Regions from separate parts of the Homo sapiens genome. Here region 1 is linked to region 2. A link is an interaction called in ENCODE POLR2A ChIA-PET data of the cell type or tissue named here. Cell type or tissue: K562. All regions are shown on one strand. Each heading gives the region's core, and the rest is flanking DNA. Links, peaks and the distances in the headings are about the cores only.

The links. ChIA-PET counts read pairs that join two places held together with the same protein. Peaks named below come from ENCODE experiments on the same cell type or tissue, not always from the same donor. Only the 100,000 strongest peaks of a DNase experiment are listed, where the experiment ranks them.
Region 1: POLR2A ChIA-PET joins it to region 2 with 5 read pairs; 3 of 35 experiments call an interaction of 5 or more read pairs at or near these places.

Annotation. Positions count from the first base shown.
Region 1 is chr7:140,412,774-140,415,681 of GRCh38, reverse strand. The region is part of intron 3 of RAB19 (RAB19, member RAS oncogene family); the gene reads right to left. Among named protein-coding and RNA genes, the nearest start is that of RAB19, 10 kb to the right of the region's middle. In K562, for the core only: no CTCF peak of the experiment used is centred there; DNase peaks (open chromatin) are centred at 833 and 1,278; H3K27me3 peaks cover 1,575 bases.
Region 2 is chr7:140,506,598-140,509,505 of GRCh38, reverse strand. No RefSeq gene overlaps it. Among named protein-coding and RNA genes, the nearest start is that of MKRN1, 29 kb to the right of the region's middle. RefSeq lists enhancers at 1,628-2,217, 2,218-2,808. In K562, for the core only: a CTCF peak has its summit at 2,659; DNase peaks (open chromatin) are centred at 1,375 and 2,583.

The DNA of each region.
Region 1 (2,908 bases), core at 203-2,702, 94 kb after region 2:
CATGCCCAGCATTGAAGATTTTATTCAACCTGCTCTGTATGACTATTTACACATCTGACTGCATAAATAGTAATGTATTTGGCCATGCGGCATTGGCCCAGACCCTGCTGAGGGTGTTATGTAACACAGAGTACATTTTTCTAAAATCTGACAAATTCTGAACTCTGAAATATTTGGCCCTGAGGGTTTTTGTTGAGTGATTGTGGACCTGTAATATAACAGGACTTTAAGTGGAAAGTTTGGCTGAGATCTTTAGAGGGACAAATATCAGATGTTGAAGAAAGTTATGAGACAGAGCATCCAGGATAACCTACAAAAAAGGTTGGCTCCCTGCAATCCCAGCACTTTGGGAGGCGAGGTGTGTGGATCACTTGAGGTCAGGAGTTTGAGACCAGTCTGGCCAACATGGTGAAACCCTGTCTCTACTAAAAACACAAAAATTAGCTGGGCGTGATGGCAGGTGCCTGTAATCCCAGCTGCTTGGGAGGCTGAGACAGGAGAATCACTTGAACCCGGGTGGTGGAGGTTGCAGTGAGCCGAGATTGCACTACTGCACTCCAGCCTGGGCGACAGAGCAAGACCCTGTCTCAAAAAAAAAAAGAAAAGAAAAGAAAAGAAAAAAAAAGAGGTCAGGTCTGATGGAGTGAGGGTAGGAGAAAGATGGGAAGCCAGACACCCCCAGAAGAAAGCAGGGCTGGGACCTGAAGTACCTTGTGAACCATGTTCAGGAATATGTACATCATTCTAAGGGAAATGGGGGCCTCTGAGGGTTTTACATGGGGACATTAGGAGGAGCTGGGCCCCCTGTAGCCAGCTAGAGGAGGAACAGCTGTATAAATCAACATGCAATCAACCCCTGACACCGGGGTCATTCCTGTGCTGATAAAGTGGCTTCAAGGAGCTGGGGATAAACTTCTGAGACAGAAAGAAGCACGTGTATGAGGCAATGTGTGCCGGGACACTTCCGTGAGGGACAACACGAATTTTTCTGGATTCAGGCAGGGAGGCCACGAACAGAAAACAGGAAGGCTGCTGTGTCAGCCCTCTGGCATGGACACCTTATAAACTGGGAGACTAGGACACTCCAAATCATCTTTGGGGGCATTTCTAGAACCAAGGAAGAAGTGAGGCAGAGATGCTTGTTATGAAAGACAGACTAGGGTATAAATACCAAGCAAACATTCTGAGATTCCTGGAAATCCTGCAACATCCTGGCATCTGTCACCCTTCTCTGATGCATCTGTTTCACAGAGTGATTAAAGACGGAGCTGGCTGGGGGAGAGGCAGCTGGGATCCTGTGGGCTGGAGACAGGTCGCTGCCTTCAGAGATAGCACAGAGGGGCCGGGGGTGGTGGCTCATGCCTGTAATCCCAGCACTTTGGGAGGCTGAGGTAGGCAGATCATCTGAGGTCGGGAGTTCGAGATCAGCCTGGCCAACATGGTGAAATCCTGTCTCTACTAAAATAAAAATTAGCTGAGTGTGGTGGCGGGAGCCTGTAATCCCAGCTACTTGGGAGGCTGAGGCAGGAGAATTGCTTGAACCCGAGAGGCAGAGATTGCAGTGAGTCGAGGTCATGCCACTGCACTCCAGCCTAGGCAACAGAGTAAGACTCCGTCTCAAAAAAAGAGAGAAGGTAGCACAGAGGGAGGCATCTGAGGTTGGGCAGCTTCCCACTCAGCCCTGAGGAAGAACTGCCTCCACTGTGTCCTCGAGATGCATGACCTTAATACAAAGGTGGATCTGGTCCACATTCCTGGGGAAACCGCATGTAGCTTAGAACTGCTTCATTCCCAAGTGAGATGCGTGCATTCCGCCTTTCTCTGGGAGCCACCATTGCTGGGTTTCCTTTTGTCCCTGGAGGGCATGGGCTGCATCTACCTGTCCACCCCGGCCGTTTGTATGCCATGGCACAGCTCTCCCATCTTTGCTCTACTAGGACATAACAGTTGCCTTTTATTATTTATTTATTTATTTTTTAAGAGACCAGGTTTTGCTTTCTCACCCAGGCTGGAATGCAGTGGTATGATCACAGCTCACTGCAGCCTCAAATTCCCAGGCTCAAGTGATTCCCCCCACCCCAACCTCTCAAGTAGCTGGGACTATAGGCCTGTGCCACCACATCTCACTATTTTGTTTTGTTTTAGTTTTTGTAGAGATGAAGTCTCACTATGTTGACCAGGATGGTCTCAAGCTATCCTCCCGCCTCAGCTTCCCAAAGTGCTGGGATTACAGGCATGAACCACCGTGCCTGGCCCAAAGACATTCATCACAGAAATAGAAAAGATTATCCTAAAATTTATATGGAACCATGAAAGACTCAGAATAGTCAAAGCTACCCTGAGCAAAAAGAACCAACCTAGAGGAATCACATTGCCTGACTTCAAATTATACTACAGAACTATGGTAACCAAAACAGTGTGGTACTGATAAAAACAGACACATAGACCAATGGAACAGAATCCAGAATCCAGAAATAAATCTATACATCTACAGTAAAGTCATTTTCGACAAAGGTGCTAAGAACATATGTTGGCGAAAGGACAGTCTCTTCAATAAGTGGTGCTGGGAAAACTGGATACCCATATGGAGTGCAATGGTATAGTCTCAGCTTACTGTAACCTCTGCCTGCTGGGCTCAAGCAATCCTCCCACCTCAGCCTCCTGAGTAGCTGGGACTGCAGGTGTGCACCACCACGCTCAGCTAATTTTTTTTATTTTTTGTAGAGATGAGGTTTTGCCATGTTGCTTAGGCTGGTCTTGAAACCCTGGGCTCAAGCAATTTACCTGCCTCGCCCTCCAAAGTGCTGGGATTACAGGCATGAACCACCACGCCCCATCTATGTTTATGTATTTTAATGTAAATTATTGGTAAACACTTAGAAATTGCCTCTTCTTTCTTTTTAAGAAC
Region 2 (2,908 bases), core at 219-2,718:
CAGGAGAATGGCGTGAACCCGGCAGGCGGAGCTTGCAGTGAGCCGAGATCGCGCCACTGCACTCCAGCCTGGTGACAGAGCGAGACTCCTTCTGAAAAAAAGAAAGAGAGAGAGAGAGAAAACAAATCACTGAATATGTAAGATCTGTGCATGTTTTTGCATGTAAATTATTTCTCTTTTTTTGAGACAGAGTCTCACTGTCGCCCAGGCTGGAGTGCAGTGCCACAATCTTGGCTCACTGCAACCTCCGCCTCCTGGGTTCAAGTGATTTTCCTGCCTCAGCCTCCTGAGTAGCTGGGATTACAGGTGGGGGCCACCATGCCCAGCTAATTTGTGTACTTTTAGTAGAGATGGGGTTTCACCATATTGACCAGGCTGGTCTTGAACTCCTGACCTCAAGTGATCTGCCCGCCTCAGCCTTCCAAAGTTCTGGGATTACAGGCATGACTTACTGAGCCCCATCCCCCTGTTTGTTTGGTTTTTTTCTGCAGATACATTGGCTGGAAATGTAAATTATTTCTCAATTTGAGAAATGTAATTGAAAAAAATACTGGGGGAAGAAAGTCACCTCATCAAAAAATATCATTAGGAGAGTGAAAAGATATGTCATACACTGGGGAACAATATTTGTAACACATATAGCCAACAAAAGATTAGTATCTTTTTTTTTTTCCTTAAGACAGGATCTGGCTCTGTTGCCCAGGCTGGAGTGCAATGGCACCATCACAGCTCACTGCAGCTTGGACCTCCTGGGCCCAACCCCACTTCAGCCTCCCAAGTAGTTACAAGCACACACCACCATGGTTATGTATTTTCCTTTTCCCTTTTTTTTTTTTTTTTTTTTTGAGACGGAGTCTCACACTGTTGCCCAGGCTGGAGTGCAGTGGCGCGATCTCGGCCCACTGCAACCTCTGCCTCCCGAGTTCAGGCAATTCTCTGCCTTAACCTCCTGAGTAGCTGAGACTACAGGCGTGCACACTATGCCCAACTAATTTTTTTGCATTTTTAGTGGAGAGGGGGTTTTGCCATGTTGGCCAGGCTGGCTTCAAATTCCTGACCTCAAGTGATCTACCCGCCTTGGCCTCCCAAAGTGCTGGGGTAGCAGGCATGAGCCACCTCACCGGGTCCCCCAAAGCATAAATTTTTAATTAATATTTATGTGCACAGGAGTTCATAGAAAATTGAAACTCAAAGAAGGTCTCTTAGAATCTGGGGCTTATATACCATTTTAACAAAAGAAAGGGGTTTGGGCTTCAAGGGTTGATTGATTACTTGTGGGAAAGCGACTAGGAATACAGGAGAAACTAACGGCAGACAAGGGTTATTTTCGTCAGGCTTGTTTATGCAGACTCACCCTGCTGCCAGCTCTCTGTCTCTGGTGATAAGAGCGGCTCTCCTCTTTCTGGTACAAGAAGGGAGTTGCCTTCACAAGGGAAATTCACGCCACCTTCACTGAGGGAAATTTCTGCTCTGTTCTTAGTTGGCTAAGAGAAGGGCAGAGAACCTTCTTGTATCTGTTGATCCTCAATTGCTTTCAGCTGAAAATAATCCTATGCCAAAGTGCATCTCTTGGGGGTGGCACAACCTGATCCCCTTTCATTTGAACTGTGCGCATTGCTTAGAAAAAGCCATAATCTTCAAAAAAAAAAAAAAAAAAAAGTCATCATCCCCCTTTCATGTTATGTCAAGCCCAGCCAACTGGCATCTTTTTTTTTTTTTTTTTTTTTTTGAGATGGAGTCTTGCTCTGTCACTCAGGCTGGCATGCAGCAGCAGGATCTCAGCTCACTGCAGCCTCTGCCTCCCGGGTTAAAGCGATTCTCATGCCTCAGCCTCCCGAGTAGCTGGGATTACAGGTGCGTGCCACCACGTCAGGTTAATTTTTTTGTATTTTTAGTAGAAACAGGGTTTTACCATGTTGACCAGGCTGGTCTGGAACTCCTGACCTCAGGTGATCCGCCTTCCTCGGCCTCCCAAAGTGCTGGGATTACAGGTGTGAGCCACAGCACCGGGCCCCAACTGGCATCTCAATGGCAAACTGATTGTCTTGGCCTTTCCTGGGGGAGGGGAGGAGACTTATGCCAGCCATTACTCCAGACTCTTATCTTCCCTGCTGGGGGCCAGGGCACCAAAGGGGCCGAGAGGCACAGGAGAGAGTGAGGCATGGAGCAGCTGCATCAGCACTGCCACCTGTTTACTGTGGAACTTGGAACATGACTCCTCTCCTACCGGCCTCCTGTTCCCCCATCTGTACAACAGAAAAGATCCCTCCTGTCTCCAGCCTTGTCTGACACCTGGCACACCTGTGGCTATACCCAGGATGGGTGACCTGGAAGCCTGGTCCAGGGCCTTCAGCTGATGTTGACATTGTCAGATTCAGGAGACAGGGGGGAGGTGGAGCCCTGTGCAAAACAAGGGGGTGCCTGAGGAGGGAGGAGACGAGAGTTAGCTGTTGCCCCCATGTCTGCCAGGCAGCTAACAGCTGAGCTGACCTTAAAGTCAGGGCATGCTTCAGCTTGTCTTAACAGCTATTTATAGCTCGGGTGCCTCCTTATTTGGTAGCTGACTGCACTGCAGTCTGTGGCCTCTCTCCACAGGGATGCCTGCCTTCCTGACAAGCAGCCCAGGCTCCTGATGCAGTTCTGTCTCCTACAGGCTTTACGCAGAACAGGCTCACATCTGTGTGAGCTCTGTGTGAGCCTTACCTATTCCAAATGCCCTTTAAAGCCATTTACATAGCCGTTACATGTTTTATTGTGTTAAAATACACATAACATAATCCCAGCACTTTGGGAGGTCAAGGCGGCCAGAGGATCATTTGAGGGGCCAGGAGTTTGACACCAGCCTTGGCAACATAGCAAGACCCCCATCTATACTTAAAAAAAAAGAAGATAATGGGGTTGAGGGTGC